Linked DNA regions of Mus musculus: regions 1 and 2 are each linked to region 3. Evidence: chromatin loops called from intact Hi-C (ENCODE). Cell type or tissue: heart. All regions are shown on one strand. Links, peaks and the distances in the headings refer to the core of each region. The heading gives the core; the rest is flanking DNA.

Evidence for each region. A loop is a pair of places that touch in the nucleus more often than their neighbours do. Peaks named below come from ENCODE experiments on the same cell type or tissue, not always from the same donor. Only the 100,000 strongest peaks of a DNase experiment are listed, where the experiment ranks them.
Region 1: a loop joins it to region 3, with 2.5 times the contacts of the local background. A loop is called at or near these places in 7 of 42 quality-filtered maps.
Region 2: a loop joins it to region 3, with 3 times the contacts of the local background. A loop is called at or near these places in 7 of 42 quality-filtered maps.

Annotation. Positions count from the first base shown.
Region 1 is chr2:4,590,398-4,597,275 of GRCm38, reverse strand. It overlaps Frmd4a (FERM domain containing 4A), which reads right to left. Exons shown (of 23, transcript NM_172475.3): 16 at 6,534-6,656; 17 at 2,509-2,737. It overlaps Gm13179 (a long non-coding RNA gene), which reads left to right and starts at 2,737. Exons shown (of 3, transcript XR_003953990.1): 1 at 2,737-5,506. In heart, for the core only: no CTCF peak of the experiment used is centred there; DNase peaks (open chromatin) are centred at 3,665 and 4,385.
Region 2 is chr2:4,598,096-4,604,973 of GRCm38, reverse strand. It overlaps Frmd4a (FERM domain containing 4A), which reads right to left. Exons shown (of 23, transcript NM_172475.3): 19 at 3,619-3,859; 20 at 2,695-2,859; 21 at 723-1,597. Among named protein-coding and RNA genes, the nearest start is that of Gm13179, 7.0 kb to the right of the region's middle. In heart, for the core only: a CTCF peak has its summit at 3,460 (motif pointing right); a DNase peak (open chromatin) is centred at 3,633.
Region 3 is chr2:4,538,379-4,546,578 of GRCm38, reverse strand. The region is part of intron 11 of Frmd4a (FERM domain containing 4A); the gene reads right to left. Among named protein-coding and RNA genes, the nearest start is that of Gm39751, 29 kb to the right of the region's middle. In heart, for the core only: no CTCF peak of the experiment used is centred there; DNase peaks (open chromatin) are centred at 3,318 and 3,838; H3K27ac peaks cover 1,902 bases.

The DNA of each region.
Region 1 (6,878 bases), core at 1,550-5,549, 51 kb before region 3:
AGGAAAGGAATCGTGACCTTCCCCCCAATCCTGGCCACACCCTCCCATCTCTTTTGCATCAGTAAGGAAGAAGCCCTGAAACATAAAGATGCTGTTGGGTGTTTCCCTTGACAGTCTGGTGGAGGAGGGCCATCCTCCCCACCCTGGCTCTGCAGTGGGCCCTGGCTCTGCAATGGTCCCTTGTCTTTGTGTTCTTAGGCTCTTGGTCACCAGATGCTATGGCTTAGTCTGTCCTAGAAAGGAGGTAGGATCCAGCTAAACCACGCCATTGTTCTAGAACAAACTCAGGGCAAGTACCAGCCAAACCAGAGAAGGGAGCAGCTGTTATTCAACAGATCCGAAACCAGGGGAGGGAACTCAGTTTTGCCCACATGGTTATAAATGGTTTCCCAATGAACTTAAGTGATTAGGAGAGAAAACAAGCCTGCTAGACACAGACTCCATCTCTCTGAAGCTTATTTTTATAGTCACCATTCAATTAGGAACATGCTGGAGAGAGAGACAGTAAAAGGATCCTCCCTCCCACTGGGCAAACTGAGGTACTCCCAGGAAAGATGGGTTTGTCTGAAACAATCCTGTTCATTGGGAGATGTTAGCAAAGGTCCAAGTCCTTCAGATGCTGAGTTCAGGCTTTTCTGAGGCCCTAAGGAGCTTGCTCACTCCTAACACAGACAGGCCTCTGTGATGAAGACTTTACTTCACTGTGGCGGCAAGGCAGATTCTCGAGCAGTTAACAAAAATGGCTGGAGGCTTGCGTGGAAGAAAGCCGAAACTGGCACAAATGATGATTTATAAGCCAGTGCTGCCTGCCAGCAGACCCAAGAAAATAGCCGTCACTCGGGCAGGCCTGTGAATGGGCGCCCCGAGGCCACCTGGTGAGACAGCCCCCCCCCCCCTCCCGCCCCAGGCTGCTCTTCCCAGACATAGCTCTGACGCTGCTTCTAGGTGATTCTACAGAACAGGGAGGTTCAAATGCCTTCAAGGAGGCCCCAAAGGAGGCGATGAGGAAGAGGGACCGACTCACTGTAGCCCTGCTAGAAAGTGGGGCAAAGGGCAGCAGAGTAAGACACAGAATGGCGGCAGGCACATCCTAGAGTGAAAGGACCTAGAGTGACCATCAGTTGATGGTCAGCCCTGTCCCTCCCAACTGTGAACCCATCTTTTCCCTATTGTTTGATAGGTGAACTGCAAGGAGACAGGCCTTGGTATCTTGTAATCTCCAGCCCACCACTGGTTCTTTAGTATACCCACATTTCTAGGGGACAGATCTGTATCAATATATTTACAATATACATAACATCGGTTATCATTTTCATCCCTTTTAAGTGTTCATGGGACTTAAGTACAGCAACATGGTTATACAACCACACCACACATCCTCTGTTTGGACGGGGCTTTCATTTCCCAGACTGAAACCTTGCACCCATTATGAAACACACACAAACACACACACACACACACACACACACACACACACACACACACACACAGAAACAGACAGGCAGCCGGGCGTGGTGGCACATGCCTTTAATCCCAGCACTTGGGAGGCAGAGGCAGGCGAATTTCTGAGTTCAAGGCTAGCCTGGTCTACAGAGTGAGTTCCAGGACAGCCAGGGCTACACAGAGAAACCTTGTCTTGAAAAAAAAAAAAAGAAAGAAACAGACAGGCAGACACAGACACACACAGAGACAGAGACAGACAGACAGACACAGACAGAGAGACAGACAGACAGACACAGAGACACAGAAAGAGCCTGAAAACCTCTATATCAGTTTCTGTCTTAGAACTAAGGTGGTATTCTCAATATTCATGCCCTCCGGATAATTCTAACATATATTACCAAGAATTCAATGACTTGGAGAAAAAGAAAAGATGGTAACCATGGGAGAGACCTGATGCTTGGGGTGGATTTGCGGGAATTCTGGTTTTCCATCATCACCGAAGCCCTGAGCTGGGATAAGAGCACGTACTCCAGACAATCCACGAGGTACCGCCCAATCCTTCAGGCCACAGTGCTTGGGATAGGAAGCTCTTGGTAGTAGAACCAGCCCGAGGGAAGGAGACTGGGTACGGAATGGTGGCCTGAAGGACTTAACTCCAATACACTGGCTACGCACTTTGCCTTCCAGTCTTAGGAAAGGAGGCTAGGTCTCTGAGAACTGCAGAGCCTTCGCTATCTTGAGGCTCAGCTGGACTATCACAGTAACCTCCTTAGTTCATGGTGACATCGAAGAAGAGAGTTGGCTCATTCTAGGTTCCCCAGAGAGGTGTCATAAGTGACATTGGGGTTCTGTGTATGGACCCTTTCATTTGTTCCTCCAGTTGCAATTCATCTTTAGGATGGAACGTCCTAATGATGAATCACCCATCATTACCCATCCCTTTCCAGGGATTAAACCATAAGGTGTGTGGGTAAGAGGCTACTTAGAGCCTGCAAGGATCCAGAGGAGGACCTAACAGGACCTGGTTGTCTGGGAGCGGGGCAGGAGCTTGTGGGTGGCACTGACCATCGATGACAAGTGAAGCCCTCTGGGTGGGTTTCTTCCCTGACTTGATGCGGTTCTCGTTGATTGCATTTTCAATCTCCTGCAGCTTCTTCAGTGCATTCAAATAAGAGGTCTTCCTTTGCTTCTTCAGTTTTTTGCTGACATTGGGGTCACTGGCTAGACGGCGGGCGGCCTCTGTGATCTGGGACTGAATCGCAAACTCTCGTTCCAGGCGTTCCAGCTCAGCTTCCTGTGGGAGGGAAGACCAATGCTTACACCTTCTGAAGATGCTGCTGCCCAAGGAGACTCGACCTTGCCCACCTCTAGCCCAGGCCTCAGCCCACAGACTTTTGGGGCTTTCTTTCTCTACAAAAGAGCTGATGAAGACCAAGCCTTAGAGGAAAGTCAGAACCGTTGCTAGTAGCTATCATTTTCTTTTTCTACTTGGAGCATGATCTCTGGATCATGTCACTGTCCTCTGGGAGTTGTTCATACATGTACATCTCCCGATCCTCCCACATATCCCCCTCTGTCCTACATCTTTGTGTGCCTCGTGTTAGGATGCACACCCACACACCTATGTGTCTTTTGGCAGCTCTTTCTGCAAGCCCTAACTGTTCTTTTCACACTTGTATGTTCATAAAGGCCCTTCTAGGCCCTCTAGGGGGCAAGGATGATGTGGGTGGTAGAACCAGTTCCCCCACCTCTTCTCCTTGGATAGGCTGCAGACTCTCCCTTTCCCCTTCCTGTGTAACTCCCTCCTAGCTCTACTGATTCCTTTGGCCCTTTTACCAAGATGAGTCTCACATGGAAGAGCATGTGTGTGTGTGTGTGTGTGTGTGTTAGGATTTGTACTTGAATGCAGAATCCCCTTAAGCATCAAGCAGTCATTTCTTTGATTTGTCTCTTCCCTGGTTTGTATGCTTTGGATGTAAACTAACCCTCACGTTTGGCTACCAGTTGCTGGTACTGTTTTGGGAAGTTTGGTAACCTTTAGGAAGTGAGTCCTAGCTGGAAGGAGATGGCTTGGAATGTGTTACGGTGGGAAGGGTTAGCGTTGATAACTCAGCCTCCTGCTCAAGCTCTGTTCCTGTTCTGATGCCAAGATTTAACAAGCCTCGCCCCCAAGCCCCGCCTCTAGTTTCTGCTCCCTCACCACAGGCCCCGCCTCCAGGCTCTGCTCCCTCACCACAAGCCCCGCCTCCAGGCTCTGCTCCCTCACCACAGGCCCCGCCTCCAGGCTCTGCTCCAGAGTGAAATCCTAGTCCCTGAGAGCAGGAGTCCGAACAAATCCTTTTTCTATTTTAAGTTGCATTTGCCAGGTATTCTGTCATAGTAACGAAAAAGTAAGCTGACTAACTAGGGAAACCATTTCATTGCAGCTAGCTCTAAGCAGCAACAGTTATTATTCCAGAATTTGAGTATTGATTGGGTGAGTGCAAGGGCTAGCAGCCTGGGCATGTTCTAGGAACTCATAGGAGATAAAGCCCACACTACATAAATGTATAACAACCACACAGTGGCTTCTCTTTTCTCAGTACCCAACAGAGCCATTAGAGAACACATATCTTGTGCTAGGTGATTTGCAGTTACATTAAGGTTTGGCAGAGAATGACAAAGCTAAGGAAGCAGAGACTGTTGTGTTTGCTGGATTCCACATGTCTTGCTATTACGGTGGTCCAATAATATGCTTCTCAGCACAACAGGCCAAGCTCGGGGTGGAGTGGGGTAGGGAGGCCTACTAAGGCAAACACTCTGCCTGATTTCATTGGCTTTTGAGCACTTCAAGTCTAGAAGCAGCAGGAAGGAGGAGTGGGAGGAAAAGGGCCACTTAGAGACAGTAATCCTTCCAGATCCTTCCAGTGCTGGCCGCACTTGCTTGCTCAGAGGAAGAAGGATATCAATATGGACTCCTGCCCAGAGCCGTGAGTCGGGGACAAAGACTAGTCTGTGAATCTGGGCTCCCTGAAGCAGCTGTTCTCGGGTGGGTATGATAGCTTTGGTCCAAGACATTGACCCTGAGGTTTACAGGCGTCTAGAACAAGTCTTGATAGTCCAACGACTATCTTTCCAAAGCCGATGGGAGCTGTGTGATATCAGGCAAGATCAGGAGTATCAAGGATGAGACTGAATGGATTGTCTGTAGAAATAGTCGTATGGCCAGGAAAGCAAAGCCAGCATCCAGGAGCACTGGGGCAGCCCAGAACAAGAGTGAGACTCTTTCCATTGGGAGGAAGTGCTGCAGAAGTCTATCTGCTTCCTGTTATGAAGTTCGGAAAGATGCAATGGGGCCGGCAAGGAATCCTCAGAGCCCTAGGGTTGGCTTTCTTGAAAAGTAGAAAACACTACAACCACAGGAACCCGAGCCAGGCATGAAAGGACACTCACTAAACATGGGATGCTTTTCAAAGCTTAGGTTGTGAAGTGGAGCCAGCTCTGGAAGACAGACACCTGACCACACAGTGCTCTAAGCCTCTTCTGACATCTCTACGTCCAGCGGTTGTCTGCTGAGCATCAGGCATGTGTAAGTGTCCAGGGAAATGATTGTCTAGCTCATTTATTCCTAGTGATAACCCAGCGAAGTCAGAGTCAAACTTGAACATATGGAAGAGGCAGTGACGTGATTAGGTATCACTTTGGATGAAGTGCTCTGGGTGCCTGGTAGCCTTGCAGGGGTCTGTGACTGCAGGCCTAAGGCATGGGCCTCGGGCACGGGCCTCAGCATGCCCTCTATCTTCCCACTGACCTGACTTTGGAAAATGTCTTTCTCTAAAGGCTAAACATACCTTCCTTGCTTTTCTTTCCCTTGGTGGTGGTTACTCTTAATTGTCAAATGTCCTCAAGAGATTTTCAAGACTAAGGTAATTGAAGTGAGAAGACCTCCGGAAGTGTGGGTGATGTCATTCTGTGAGATGGAGGAAGTGAGCTGAGTGACAGCATTCATCTCTCCCTGCAGTGTGAACCTGCGGCCCCACACTCTGCCCACCAAGGCAACTGCATCCTCAAACTGTGAGCTAAAGTAAACCAACCCTCCCCTGAGACCCCTCCCCCTTCTGCTTTTGTCAGGACATTTTGTTTCAGCAACAAGAATAACTAACGTGCTAGGCTGTGTCTTGAAGTGTTCTTGAGTCTTCTGTGTACCACAGCATGAATGAGTCGCTCTAGTCAGAAGAAATTTGGGGAGACCTAGAGGCCTGAAGGTTAACCTGGACTTTTGTTTCTCTTGCACAAGGGCAGGATACTTTTTGTTTGTATATCTTTTTTGTTTTTGTTTTTGTTTTTTTTTGACATAGTATCTCACTGTATATTTCTGGCTGTCCTGGAACTCACTATGTAGACTAGGATGGCCTGAAACTCACAAAGATCTGCCTACCTCTGCCTTCCGAGTGCTGGGATTAAAGGTGTGCGCCACTATGCTCAGCAGAGCTTTGATTATCCTCCAATATAATTCTCCAGTCTCAGCCCTCACCAGTATTCCATCCAAAGAAGATAAAAATCATGTTGAAATATGGCTTTTCCAAATAGAGACAGCTGAGGCCATGGCAGAACAATCATAGGCTGCATGTCCATGCTGTGATGTTAGTAGCCATGTGACTTAAGATGGTAGAGGGCAGGTCCTTCCTGTCCTTCCCCAGCCAATGAGAACTGTGGCTGGAAATTCCCTTCTTCCATGTAAGCCTTTCCAAAGCCGATGGAGGCTGTGTGATATCAGGCAAGATCAGGAGTATCAAAGGCCACTACTAAGATGGATACTTGCATGCTAGTGGGATGTTCTCCCTAACCGTAACTGACCACCTGCAAATAGACTATAGTATTAGATAAACAACCTCAACAGAGACCCAACTATGTACACTCAGGCAAGCAAACTCAGCCTGTCAAGGAAAACCAGATAGCAACTAGCCAGCTGACCCAAACACGGTAAAAGGGAAAATATGGGAATTTAGAAACAATGAAGAAATTACAGAGACCCTACCAACCCCAACAAGGACAAACAAGGATAATACAAGTGGGACAACGGGAAAGACTCCAGTGAGAGAGGAGCATACCTCTCCTTTAGGCAGGATTTTTTGTTCATCCAGCTTGAAGGCTGTTCCAATTCTCCTCCGAACAATAGGTGGTTCCTCGCCTGGATCCAGGGGATATTCCACAGGCAATTTTCCTGTGAGTTCCTGCATGCGCAAAAGAGCAGTTCAGAGAGGTTGTATATCATGTAGCTCAGAGGACATGCTTACCTTTTAGCTAGGACACACAAACTGATGCAGAGGTCCAATGCATACCTAAGACCCATTAGCATTAAGCACTATGCTTAAATGAGGCTTCATGGGATAGCTTGACAGTACAGATCTGCAGCCCAGCTAGCTACTCAGGAGGCTGACGGGGGAGGATCACAA
Region 2 (6,878 bases), core at 1,550-5,549, 59 kb before region 3:
CCTCGTTTCTTCTACCTACAGTAGAAGGCTGTAGTTTTGTTAATTACTCTCTGAGTGGTATGAGTTACAGATGACCACCACTGATCTAGCAAAGGTAAATGCTCAACTAACATCAGTTATGAGCATTATCATTTCATAGAGAACGTCTAGGTTCAAACCTCAGTGTGACACAGCATCAAAGACCCTGAAAGTAGCAGCAGAAAAGCCAGGAGCAGCCAGGTTACCTAAGCAGATGCAGCTCTCAGGTTCAGAGAGCAAACACTTCTTTTCCCAGGGCCTCAAGATCCAAGCCCGACCTTTCATCCCAACCTTTCTTGGCAAGGTTAGAACTTGGGACTCTAACCTACTAGAATCTTTCTTGCACCCTTGGCAGGATAAACCCTCTGACCTGACTTCACATGGCTTTCTGTCCTTAACTGGAAAAGCTAAAAGAAATGCTCACTCTACGCGAAGGAAGAGTGTTAAGGGAAGGAGGGAGGGAGGGAGAGAGGGAGGGAGGGAGGGAGGGAGGGAGGGAGGGAGGGAGGAAGGAAGGAAGGAAGGAAGGAAGGAAGGAAGGAAGGAAGGAAGGAAGGAAGGAAGACAGACCTGGGTTGGGATAAGGACCATGGCTTCCCACATTTCACAGCAAGGCCTCCAGAATAAGTGACTCCTTTTCTTGACTGTGAAGTCTAGGCAACCTTCAGCCTACCCAGGTCACCTGCCTCCCACCACCTTCTCACCTGACGTGGCCTTGCACATCTGGGGCATCCTGGTGACCCTGCTGTGCGCCACGAAGGTGCTCTGGGAAGAGGTGCTGTACTGAGAGCCGCTGTCCGAGGAGGTGGAGCTGGTGTGTGACAGACGGCTGTGCTCCTTATGCGAGGCTGTGGAGCGCTGGTACCACTGGCGCAGCTCATCAGACACGGCGGCACGGCCGGAGCCTTTGTCGTGGGCGCCGTCACGCCCCAACGAAGGAGTCCGCAGGATCTGAGACCGAGATGGTGTAAGGCGGCCTGCATCCCCCTCGTCGCCACCCCCGCGCCAGCTCTCTTTGAACAGGCCGCCAGCTGTGTAAGAGTTGGAGGTCTTAAACTGCGCTTTGACGCTGTAGTGGCCCTCCTGGTCGCTCTCCAGGCTGCGTACCACCACGGGTGTGGCACTGCCCTCGATATATAGTGGGTACTCCTTGATGCGGTACTGAGAGCTGGGCTGGCTCTGGCTGTGCAGGTACACGCCACCTCCAGTGCTTGCAGCCCCGCTGCGGGCCGCCAGGTTGGGCATGCTGCCAGAGCTGGCTGAGCCCAGGGCGCCTGCTGCCCGCTGCCTCTGCCGCTGTCGCTGCCGCGCCTTGGACGGCGAGTCCTCAGCCAGCGTTGAGTAGTTGGCGTTCATCTGTGCTGGGTAGTAGTGCTCTGAGCTCGAGTGGCTGGTGCAGGACGAGCAGTCGTCCATGGGGTCTGAGCCATTGCTGCTACGAGTCCTCGGGGTGTAGAAGTCGGGGCTTCCGGTGTCGTTCTCCGAGCCCAGGAGCTTGCCCTGGGACTCCAGGCTGGAGCTTCGATGCCTAAAGTGCAGTGCAAGGCTGTGCAGTCTCGTGGGGCTGATGTCCACTGACCTGTTGGGGAGACAGGATTGGTCTTAGAGTCCTGGATCAAAGGGTCCCACAAAAGCCACAGGCCAGGCTCAGGGCCTCTACCAATGGGAGAGCCCAGCAAGGTTGCCCCTGGAAAGCCAGGTTCTTCCCTAGGTACCAGGTGAGGAAGGGAGCTAAGAATCTCTGGAATCCACGTGGCACCTAGGGAGTGGATGAAATGTGTTGACCAATGTCTGAGGGCTTTTGCTTCTTAAGAAAATGATGCTATTGATAGAGAAGCAAATTCCTATGTTCTAAGCATTACACTAACCCCTTTAAAATAGTGATTGTAGGTAATAAAAAACAAAAAAACAAAAACAAAACTAACAACCAAAAGGTCTAACAGAGGTCCTCTCGTGATTGAACCAAAGACTCCTCTGAAATGAAAGCCAACGTACCTAAATGGCTGTTTCTTGTGAGTATTCTAAAATGGAGGGTTGGTGAAACATGGAACCCCTAAACATGAACGATACACTTATCTACCAGTAGTACCAAGACTTTGCCTCCAATCCATCAATATCAACAAGAGGAAGGTGATAGAACCCAGCAATAGGAGGTCTTATGCAAATTCCTAGCGACTCTTGGCCACATCCAGGCAGAAGTGTACTACATCACCCTCACCAGTGACCTTCTGTGATGCAGCTTTACCTCTTAGAGAAGGGATATGATTCAGGGAAGTCTATTTTTCGGTTCATTTCTTTTGGTTACTATAAATGTACACCTTGAGGCATTAAAGTGGGTCCAGAATAGATTTTAGACCTCATGAGAAAGATATATGAGGAACGGAGGGTAGAGCAAAGGTTAGCCTGGGGTGTCTATGGCTGCTGCACTCTCCCACCTTAACTGGGCTAGTTTTCCTGTTTCCACTCCTACTAGGATCCTTGTTACCTGTCTTCAGAAGGCTGGGGCTCTCTGGCCCCACAAGTCCCTGGATATGGATAGAGTTGACTATATTGAGTGTCCAGGGTAAAGTGGACCTTAGCTCCCCTGTTAACTGGGCTAGATTGGAGCCAATGATGTCTTACTACACCAGGGTCTGGCCCAGAAAGGCAGGTGGCCTAAAGGCCCAGCAGACTCACCTTGTGGAATGAACATAGTGGGGACTCCGGACGCGCAGGTCTGGGGTGGATGGCATGCTAGACTGGGAATTCCAATGTGGGAGGCTTCGGATGGGACTGTTCTGCAAGGAGCTGCTTACTCCTGCCTCGGTACAGCTTCCTGTGCTGGGGAAGCGCTTGTGGCTGCTGCAAGCGAGAAGAGGGAAGCCATGCTGATCACACGAATACCATGTGGCAGCGTTGGTAGGGGCTGACTAGCTTGGGACAGTAGATCTAATTGCAGGGAGAGCTTGCCCGGGACTCCAGCTCTCACTATCCCACCTCCCCCCCTCCACTCCTCGAAGTTAAGCACAGGGTGACTATTCTCTGGAGCCTTCATCCTTAACAAGCATTGTTTTACAAGATACAGTACCTGCTAGGGTACCCTCTGGAGCTAATTAAGGAACATGAGGAAAACAGAAGCGGGCCTAAATGTCTTCCAGATAATCCTCTCTACGACGTTGATATTAACCAAGCAATGAGCTGATAATGTGTGCAGCTTGCATTTCAGCTGCTTGGCTCCAGAACTCTGCGGGAAGATCGTATAGGGTTCTATACCACCCTGAGGATCCTCAGATCCGGCTCTCCTTTGCCATTCTGGAATGCTGCTGGCTACAATTTCCTAATTAATTCCTGTGAAATGTAACAGCATTAAATCCATCTGCCAACAGGTTGACTATGAGCCAAACCCTTTCCTCCCCTCTTCCCCCCTCCCTACCTTCAGATGACAAATCTGTACTTCTGGGGGTTTGCCAGCAGAGGGCTTTGTGCGCAAAGCTGAACTGTGAGTTCCAGGAAGGAAAAGAGTATCCTTTGGCAATATTTGTAGGTTCTAATGTGGGGCAAGCCTTTGATTCTGTTTGAGCATATCCGGGGACCTCATTTGGGTGTCCCAATGTAGCTCACCTGGAATGGCCGTGGGAGGAGCGTTTCTTCACCTTCTCATAAGGCTCATCTAAAGATGACTCGCTCCACATTTTGGGCTTTAAGGGTGACTTGTCATAGTCGGTACGGTGATAGTGCAGCTGCCTGAGTCCCTCCAGGGACTGTGGGGGAGGAGGCCTGTTGTGTGATGAAGGTGGCCGAGGAGGGAGTCCCTTGTGTGGCGACTGTAAGGGGGATATTGTGCTGGTAACCTGAGAGTCTTCTGCATGGACAGGAGGAGGAAGAACTCATCAGAGACATTATTTCCACAAGAGATGGAGCCTTTGCCCAAACACACCATGTCAGTGCCTTGGAGCTACACTTCACATATGTGCCAGGGCTCTGTGACCCTCCCACACTGGGGTCAATCCAGGTCAAGGCAGAGCCCAGACTGCAGGCTTAACTGAATGTGAAGGGCACCGCTGTCACGTCTGGTTAAGTGCGAATAAAGTCTGAGTTGGATTTGGTGTCACCAACAAGTGATTGCTTCATATTAATCAGGCAAATGAAGTATTACGTTCTAACTTTTCCTTTTTAAATTTGGTGCTAAGAAATGAGCCCAGGGCCTCAGACATGCTAAGCGAGTGCTCTATCATGGAGCTATGCCATGACGTATGTTTGGAGAGACACTAAACAGATCTCCTTTGCTCTGGGGGGAGGGGAGTTAACCTTCTTGAGGATTTTATCTGCTCTGTTAATCCCTGTGTCCTCAGGGTTAAAATGACAGCTGGCATTCAGTAGGTACTCAATAAATATTTGTTGGAGGAAAAACCTGAATTGGAAGTATATCTGTGAGGTATGATTAAGTGCTGACAGATCCGCCTTCTACCATCCATGCTTCCCTCACAAGCTTCTTAAATTTCCTATAATCTATCCTGGCATATTTAATCTGTGATGTCGGAGTGGAGCCCAGAGCCTCTTGTGAGGCTCTCCACTGAGCTATAGCCTCAGCTCGGCTCAAGGTGTTTTAGAGGAAGAGGGTCCCAGTCCTTTGGGACCCTGATGGCCCAGGGTTACAGAGGAAGAAGGGTCCAGGGAGCCTCAAACCTGGATACCTCAAAGGTAGGCCAGCAGGGGTTGGCTATCTCCCCAGTCTCAACCTGGAGCCATAAAGCCAGCTCCGGCCACAACAACCCTAGTAAGAATTTATTATCCTGACAGTTATCAGCCTTCACTCCTTGTTTGACCTTATAAGTCCCCCTCCCCCAACACCTGAGTATATAAATGAAGCATCTTCTAACACCCCTGTCCTGGTCACTGGTACAGGCCACACAGACCTCACCCCAGAGACCCTGGCTACCTCCCCAGAGGCATAAGTAGCCACCCCACCCCCATAAACCTCACGGTTCTCTTCCAGAATGTGATCATTGCCAGCACTGCACTCACCTCCACCAGGCTAAGCTTCCCTCCCCCAGTCCAGCTAGTGCACAAGCAATATGCCCTGCCCCTATCCCCCAAGTACCCAGCAGCACAGTCAAAATAGTACCCTACCTCCACCATCTCTGGAGTGCAATTTCGCACATCTGTATGCTGGATGGCTTCCAAAGGAAGCAAACCCATTTAGCCAAAGAAGGCAGATGTCTCATAAGGCACAGTGACTCTTGCCTGTAATTCTAGCCCTTGGTAGACAGAGTCAGGCAGATCGGCAGTTCAAGGCCAACTTCTGTTATACAGTGGGTTTAATACCATACTGAGTTCCTTGGGACCTGGTCCAATCATAAACATCAATCCTCAACCAAGCCCCAGAGGCGCTATCTGGAAGCAATGAACTATGGGGCAGAGAAGGACAGAAACTGAGTAGAAATCTAGAGGTGAGGGGCTAGGTGTAGTAGCAGGTTCTTCTACACAGCGGAGGAGAGGGCAGAGAGACAAGGGGAGGGAGGAGAAATTCGGAGCGTGCCTAGATAGTGTGGGACCTTGAATTCCAGACAGGGAGTTGAGATTTGACCTGAAAGCTACAAGAAAACTTTCTTAACATAAGCATAGATGTGCCAGGGTGAAAATCCTGTTTTAGAACTGTTATTCTTGCAGTTTTGACCCTGGGAAAATCAACAACAGACAGGAGGAGGGTTTAATGAAGAGATTTGGTGGTAGGTGGCTTTGGGAAGAGAGGAAATGCCCAGTGTTCACAGGGAGGGGGAGGAGGGCTAGAGGGAAATTTCACCACCAACCACTCATGGAATCCTACATCCATTTTCAACTTTTCGGATTTTCATAGCTTAATTCTCAGTCACCAAAATTCAAAGGTCAGATATATATGTTCTGGTCTATGCCTGCTACTCCTTCAAATCAGACAGGAGGAGTCTCTAGGAGGTGAGAGGAGAACCGCAAGTAGGAACACAGGACATTGGAGGAGGCACTCCTAGCTCTCAGGAGGTCGGAGGCCCAGGACGTTGGGCAAAACTGTTATCATGATGTCTCAAAACTAGCTAATGACTACATATAACCCTGGGAACTCCTAGTACAAGGGGACACCACTAGCTTGTTCCTTCCTTGGCAGACCAGGGTGACATTGATCAATGCTAGGCCAGGGAGGGCCTCATATTCCAAACAGGCCTCTGTGTTCTCATGGAACACCACGGCCTCCCCACCCACTTAATGCAGCAGACAGTCAAACTCAACAATCTGATTTCTAATAGCAAGGGCAAGACAACTGGGTAGCTATTCCCTAGGTTTTCCCACATCAAGAGCAATTATTATTATTACGGCAATTATCATTATTACTGTGACTTGGGTAGGCCTTTCATGTTTTCTGTCTGAATAGCCACTTACCACTGGGTGCCTGAGGTTTTCCTAGAGGGCAAAAATAATTAACTACCAGGTAATAGATTTCCATATAATTAGTGTTCTCCTTGTCCAATGTATTGGTTTAGCAACCATAGGGAGAGCTTCAGAAATGTCTAAGTCTCGACCGCCTGCTTCTGTAGGGGTGGGAGGGGCTTCCAACTCCTTTTCTAAGACCGACCAAGAAAATATCCCTTGGCAGTTGCCAGGTTTGAGAATTCAACAGGAAATAAAACAATAACAGTTTCCAAGACTGTCTGTGTTGCTAAAGGGACATTCTCACTCTTGTCTCAGGAGCAGAGGATAGACCAAGTCCTTCCTATAACTCAGACCCTTCCAGTAGGGCCCAAACTTTGCTGTGTAACCCAAATAAATGTCTGCCTCTTTCCCAGTGTGTGTGTGTGTGCATGTGTGTGTGTGTGTGTGTGTGTGTGTGTGAGAGAGAGAGAGAGAGAGAG
Region 3 (8,200 bases), core at 2,333-6,332:
CTGGAATTGGATATGTTTACCCAAAGACAAACATAGGCAGCCAACTAGTTGAGTCAAACTCACAGATACAAGAATCAGAAAGATGGCCACCAGAGGCTGCGGAGTATATGGGGGTGGGGTGGGGAAACGGGGCACTGCAGTTAAAAGTTCCAGATCTGTATTATAGAAAGAGTTCTGAAGATGGGTTGCACCACACTGTCAACGCACTCAACCCTGCTGAGCTGTGCAACGAAAGCTGTAACACACTCACTTGTGTCATATGAAGTCTGTTAGAAGTTTGACAAACCTTACTGGCTAGAATGACGGTCCAGTCAATGCAGTGCTTGTCTTGAAAACACAAGGACCTGAGTTCAATCCCCAGCACCCACACAAAATACCAGGCGTGGTAGTGCACCCTTGAAATTCTGGGTCTAGGGAGATGGAGGCAGGTTTGCTGGCTAGCCAGTCTTACCTAGCTGGCGAGCTTCAGGCCAATAAGACACTCTATGTCAATGTCATAGACTCTATGTCTATGTCAGTGGGGGTGCCCGATGGTTTTCTCCATATGCACCTGAAGCCTTATGGTCAGGTGATCCTTCAATTCTTTACTCACAGACTGCAGCACAGCAGGCAGAACTCAGTAGACAGGGGAGAGACTGCACATTACGACTACTATACATTGGATCTGTATGTTTTAAAATTTTAATGTATTTATTTATCTAGTTCCTATTTATGCACGTGTGTGTGTGTGTGTGTGTGTGTGTGTGTGTGTGTGTGAGACCTGTATATGCCACAGCGTTTGTGTGAAGCTCAAAGCAAATTATGCAAGAGTCAGGGCTCTTTGCCTACCATGTGGGTCTTGGGGATCGGTTGGGAGCACCTTTACCTAGTAAGCCATCTCACCCCCCTTTACACTTGGGATATTGAATGTTCCTCAGTGGCCCCTGTGTTAAAGGCTTGGCCACCAGGGTGGCGCCTTTGAGAGTTGGCTGTGAGATCCTTAGGAAGGAGACACACGGGAAGACATTAGGTCACTGGCAGTAGGCAGGCCCCTGGAGAGGATTTTGGGGCTCTGGCCCTCTCCCTTCCTCTGCTTTGTGTCTTGTGGCTGAGGTTAGTGAGTTTGCTCTGCCATGCACTTCCCACTGTGGTTTTCATCTTGCAACAGGCCTCAAAGCCAAAGCACCAACTGCTCACAGCCTGAACCTCGAAAGCTACGAGCTCGGTCTTTGTATAACGATTGTATAAAGGGCTTCATCTTTGTAAGTGTTTTGTTATAGCACCCAAAAGCTGACTAACATGGAATCTTTTAGCATCTCTTGGGACTGAACATGATAATTTAATTTTTAAAAGAATCTCTATTTTACTTTGATTTATGTATGTGCATATCCGAACAGGTACTCAGGGGAAGCGAAGCAGCTGTCAGATCTCCTGGTGCTGAAGTTACAGGCGGTTTGTGAGCCACCTGACATAGCTCTGGGAACTGAACGTTGATAATGGCAAGAGCATCGAGCACTCTTAACTGCTGGAGCATCTCTCTCGACCAATTACTGTCTCCATAGAAACTTGTTTAGCTGCTTCATGTGGCTGTGTGACTTTGACCATGTGGGGATTACCAGTGGAGCCAAAAGACTGCCTGTGGCTTTATCAAGGGGCAAGGAGAGACACATCAAGTAACGGTGTGAGATAAAAGAGCGGTGTTCCAGTGGGTTAGATGTTCTTGTTATTCCATGAGAAGTCACTGGTTTTGGAGCCAGAAAAACAAAGTCAGTTTAGAAGTTACCACTGGTTTGTGGCTCTTTTGGCACGAGTGGGGCTACTGAATGCTCCCCTGCAGCGATCTGGGATCCAACTGGAGCACTTGGTTTTAATTTGCTTCCTTCAAATTGCATCCAGGGTCAACAGGGCTCCCAGAGTAGTGGGAATCTGTCCGCAAAGTTCAGAAGCTTGCCAGTCTCATGGGCGCTGCTATGTTGTCTGTCTGGGTGTTTATTTGAGTGTTATAAATACCCAGTGTCCTGTTTGACCCCTACTGTCCACACCATCAATGTGGCTATTTATATGGTCTTTCTCGGTGTCGGTGCACGTGCTGTAGGGCCAGGGAGGACAAGATGTCTAGGAGACTAGGCATTGGAATAGGAAGTTTATGGACCCAGGGAGACCACATGCCACAACAGACATGTCAGATGGGGAAGGAAACTACCCTAGCCATCTAATCAGATCTGGCTTGGGCATTGGTTCATACAGAGAACAGTTTAAGGTAGACATGGGGTTATCTATCTAGAAATTGGTGTTCTCAGGCTAAAGATAGATCAGTTGCTAATGTGCTTCCCTTGCAGATATAAGGACTTGAGTTTGGTCCCCAGAACCCATATGGGGGGAGCAGGGTGTGGTAGTGTCGTATGTTTTTATTTCAGCACCGTGGAGGCAAAGCAGGCAGGTTTGCTGGATGGCCAGTGTAGCTTACATAGGGAATTCTAGGGCAGTGAGGGAGTTTGTCTCAAGAGGAAAAGGTTAAGTGTCTGAGGAATGACCCTGGAGGTTGTCCTTTGACACCTGTGCAGGTGCACACACACACACACACACACACACACACACACACACACAGGAGCCAGGTATGGTAGGTAGCACAAGCTTGTAGTCACAGCTACATGGGCAGGTGAGACTGGATGATTTAGAGTTTGAGGCTAGCCTGGCCTACATGGTAAGTTCAAATCCAGCCTTGGTTATCTAGTGAGTTGTTATCTCAAAACAAAACAAACTTATCCACCTATGTGAGACAATGTGAGATTTTTCTCTGCTCAAAGACAAATGTTTTTCTCAAAGGTAGCAACAGGCTGATAGGAACACTCTTCCCAGAAGAGTGCAACATGAGCTGGTGCCCTGGGCATGCTCAGAAGAGGCTCCCCAGTAACCTGTGGGAACAGAGGGACCCTGGGTTCCCAGACTCAATAACCGAGGAAGCAATCTCCCCTTAACAAAGGGGCATTGTTTGTGCTTCTGTCTGCCTGTCAGGTTCAGTATAAAAGAGATGGTAATGATGCTTGCTAAGCCAAGGGCAGATGAGACTGTAATGATGGTTGCTGTGCCAAGGGTATATGCTCCCTCATCTTGACAGTGGGAGAGTCTTGGAGAAGTGAACTCACTCAAGGTGGAGACAACTGGGTTACATCCATCCTGTCTGTGCCTTTCAGTTACCACGTCACAGTAAAGGGACGCGTAGAGGCTAATGAGCCACAGCTCCCCAGCCCCACACCAGATGTGAACAAATTCCCATCATTCACTTTGGCAAAGGTTGCTGGTTTAAAAAGCACTTGTGTGTGTGTGTATGTGGCCATGCCAGACAAGCGTACAACCTCTGAGCCACATTCCAGCCCTTGATGGGGGCAGGGTCTTGCTCTGTAGCCAAGGCTGGCCTGAAACTCCAGGTTTCCGCTTCCCAAGTGCTGGGGTTCCAGGTCTGAGCCACTGTTCCTGGATTGGAGTCATTCTGGTAACTTCTGTCCTTCCCCCATCCATCTCCTCTACGTACCTGCTCTACAGCTTTAAGGCTAGCTCTCCCTGCTGACCCACTGCAAGGACCAGTGTCAGCCATAGGCACTGAGCCTTTGCAGGCCCACTCAGCTTAGCATTATGATCTAAGCAACGATAGACAAGGGGTGGCTCTTTGATCCTGAACCGTGAAGGAGGAAGGCTGCAAAGAATGCTAAACACATTAACTAGAGCTTCCTCTGGTGTGTATAGAGGTGTGGTTTCCAAGGAGAACAGACAAGCTGGGAGAAGCAAGGCACCTAGCCAGGGACAGGCAAAGTTAGAGGGCTCTGCAGCCAGCAATGAGTCAAAGCTGCCCAAACAGAAGCTGGACCAAGTCAGCGAGGAGCAGCATCCTTATCGCTCTGAGTCATTGAGCAGAGCCATCCCCCTGGGAGCCGGCTCATAGCTAATGGAATATTTCCTGTAAATATTATTTTCGCTTCCTGTCTCATCATCTAATAGAATAAAAAAAAATCTTTACTCATCTGGGGGAGGTGACAAGAACCCATCAAATACTGGAGCCACCGGCCCTGTCTCTGAACTACTCTCAGGGCTCTTAGGAAGCCACGCTGGCTGCTCCGGATGCTCCAGATACTTGGATTCCTCCTCCTAATGCCTTGGAAGGGACCTGGGAGTGCTTCTAATTGTGCATCTAAGCAGACATAAAAGCCCCCCTAAGTGCACATCAAATAAATAAGTAAATGCTGTCTACTGAATATGTAACAAGGCCTGACTGGCCAGTCCCTTCCCAAAGGATAGCTTTCATTCAATACACATGGCAAGGATAGAATCGCAAGTGCTGATCTGTGGCTAATGAGCACTGCCTCTATAGGAAGGTGTCTGTTGAGGCTCACATTTCACCCTGGGCTGTCTCAAAGCCCCACTGAGTTAGTATTTTCTGCTTTCTTCTTATCGTGGCTTCTGACGGCCAGAGGGTCAGTCTGTCCACAGGTCTGATGGTTGCAAAACAGAAGGATTTCACACAAATCCTGATCCCGGTAATGAAATTGAGCCGTTAGCCACAACTAACCCACACCTCTGTGACTGGGGCTGCACAGAAGGGTCTGATGGTCACGGAGATTAAAGCAGCTGTTGTTCCCTCAGGCTTTGATCTAAGGAATGTGAGGATCTCTTCTTTACAGGGAGCTCCTTGGGAGACAGACCTATTTATGCCCCCTAAGACCTTGATGCTGCCAGCTGAATCAACAAGACCATTCGGAAATATGGCATTTATTTTTGCATTCACATGCTTTAGAAAAGAAAGAAAGAAAAAAAATACTCTTGCTTTTACTACTAGCATAACTGGCAGAATGCTGTGACAGCCAGCGTCACTGCTGCTGGGCGGGTTTCAGGTTTTGATGTGCTAAAAGTCTCAGTACTTGACCACAAATGCAAACTAAGAGGTAGGCTGATATTGACCCTCAGGGCCAAATGTCCACTGGGTACCATTTCATTAATCCGGAGGTCAAGAGCAACCTAGGCAGTGAGTTATTTCTACACAAATGTTAAAGGTGGTTAGCAGCTGGGAGGAAGCAGGAGACCATAACCTATGGAGAGGCGGGGTGACCTTTGGTCTCCATGATCCTCTCGTTGTTCACTTTTATTGCTAAGCCAAGACAGATGTGTACATGTGTGTACATGTGTGTATGTGTGTCATTCCCTCCTCTGATTCTACATCATAACAAAGATATCCAGGACAACTGCCCATTGGCAAGAGTGATATTAGCTAAGGGATGTTTCTTATTGGAATGTGGTATGTGATGATTGGCAGGAGCTGAAATCTGCGAGGCTGGTGGAAGGTAAAAGGGAAAATTTCACTGGGTCAAGGATGCAAGCAATATTTCCTGAGAGTGGGTGGAGGGTGTCTGCAAAAGCTCACAGGACATGTTATAATGTATTCTCGGCAACTTTTGGGGGTTCTGCCTCGTCTTTATACACGACCTCATACATACAAGCAAGGAGCGTTGCAGAAGGGAATGCACACCCGTGGCAGATTTCATTGTTTTTAAATCCCATTTGCTGATACTTTAGGGCATTTGGGGGTTGAGTCTTCTCTGCACAGCATTTGTGCTGAGCGGTTTTTGTCACCTTCACACAAGCTAGGGTCATTTGGGAAGACACCATTCGAATGAGAACACACCTCCATCAAATTGCCTATGGCACCTCCTTGATTAATGAGCCGTATGGGAACACCCAGCTTACTGTGGGCTGTTCCACTCCTGGGCAGGTGGTCTTGGTGTATAGGAAGGAACACTGAGCAAGCCATGGAAAATAAGCCAGTAAGCAGCTCCCCGACTTCAGTTCCTGCCTCCAGGCTCCTACCCTGTCTTCATTTAGAACTTTTGATTTTTTTCTGAACACATTCGAAAGACAAGACACAAGTCTGAAAAGCCCCGACGTGCCTTACTGTTTCCGACAAAGCACACCAGGGCTGTGCTTGGGGGAGTGGAAGCTAGAAAAGAAATTTGTTTTTGTTTTGCTTTACATTTAAATTTTGTTTGCTTTCTGTGTTTGTTTTATTTTTGGGTGTTTTGTTTTGTTTTGAGATGGGATCTTGATATGTGGCCCTGGATGACCTACAGCTGCGCAGTCAGAGTATTGGGGTTATGGGCTTGTGACTCAGCACCCACCTGGCTTTTCAGAAACGTTTTGAAATGAAGCTCAGAACTGTACTTAGGAAGAGAAGAATCTGCTTGTTGGAGAGATCCAGGTCCTGCATTGTGGGTTATGAACAGCAGGAAGCATAGCTCTTTCTTTTACCCCAGCCTAGCTGCCCCTCCCCCTCCCACTTTGCAGTTCACTTTTCCAAAGCTACTCAGAGTGGGACTCTGACATAGGGTAGATACTGAAACCAGAACGGTGAACTGCATCTCCCCCAGAGAACTAGGACCAACCTACTGTCTGTCTGACTTGAGATGGCCATTACCTCTGGACTCTCAGGGTTTAGGGAGACATTTTTCATGAGCCCTATGGGAACGCGCCTGTATGGATGCTCACAGGTGGCATGGGAGAGCCCTCAGCCCTTCAAAGAAAGGGAGTGCCTAACATCGCCATTGCCTCAACCTGAAGGCTGGCGCTCAGTATGATGGTGCCACGTGACAGCTGCTGTAAGTCGGTCAGAGTGTCAGTGAGGGCTTCTGTTTACTGCTGGGTGGGTAGAGCTGCCTGGGCAGGAGAGGCAGTTCTTGCCACAGATGCCCCTGGGTACTTAGATCTTGGCACTGATCATCCCCTGAGCACCCCTGGAGGTTTAAGGTGGTGAAGATGTACCTGGCCCCAGTGCCAGAAGGGCGTGCTACCACCTGGAGGCCATCCCTCCTGTAGCTCACTCGTCCTCTTGTGTTTGGGAACACTCCAGCTCTCAGTATCTAGGGATGCAGCCACACCTGCTCTGCCTGACCACCTTTTCACAAGTTGGAGTACAGGAAGCATGGGGGGGTGTATGGGGGGATGGAGATGGGGGTGGGGGGTAGGGGTGGGGGTGGGGTGTCGTGATAGACCATGGCTATTTCCAGACACCTGTGGGTATCCTTGCAATGCTTTCTACATGTATAGTGGAAGGTCAGAGAGAGGCAGGGTGGACCCAGAGAGTTTCTGACACTCGGTGCTCTGGAGTCACCAAGGAGGGACTTGGATGGCTTTATATGCAAACATGCAATGCTAACTCTCTGCCAGGTGTGTGCATCTTTAGCACTTGTTCCAAAGCTCTGAGTTGCTTAGAGCCTCTCATATTTCCTACAAGCAACAAAAAGAGGATTTGTGATGCTAATGATGTCCTGTAAAAAGAAAAGGACTCCTCCCCGAGTCTCCTGGTAGGTAGGATTTCACAACTATGGCTCTTGTGCACTCTTCAGTTTGGCCCTTGAGCCCCACGAACATCTTAGACACATGGAACCCCCCCCCCCCCCCCACACACACACACCATACACACAGCTGATGAAGAAGAGGTGTCACTTGGCCTGATGGGGTTTTGAAAGTACTTTCCCTAACTTTATACTCAGCACTCACTTCCCAAGGACCCCCAGATTGTACCTGAGACCACCCAATCATCAGCAGCCTGTCTCCCAGGGATTTCTATGAATGCTGGTGACTTTTCTGGGATCCAACTGTCAGTCTTTCCCTCTCCGCTGATGCTCTGCTGATAACTCTTTTTTTTTTTTTTTTCTTTAAGAACCTTCTGTGAGCACTGGAAACCAAACCGGGTCTTACTAATAAAGATTTATTGAGCCCATGTTATGTGTCTCTCTGGTGTTTTGCATTTATCAAGGGCTATTGTATTACTTTCATTAGAATTACACTTAAGAGAGAGTAAGAAAAAATTCTCCTGCACACGACTATGGTGAACTGAACAGCTCACAACGCTGAGAGCCGTTGACAGACTGCTTAGAGGGCAAGACTGAATTCTACTGTGGGTCTCAGCCATGCTGGCCTGGGTTCAATTAAGCTTTGGAAATTCTCAATGCTCTTAAGCTCCAACTGAATACCTAAGTGCCTACTACTCACTACAGTTCCTTGGGTGTCCATCAAGCACACTACTGACAATGTCAAAAGCTACATCCCCCTGCCCCCCTAGCTTTCTGTGTCCAAAGAGGACAAAGCAGAGCTGCACAGATTGCAACCAGGAGTCTGTGAAAGGTGATGGGGGTGTGTTTGTCATTTCCAAGTAAAAGAAAACATAAAGGATCCA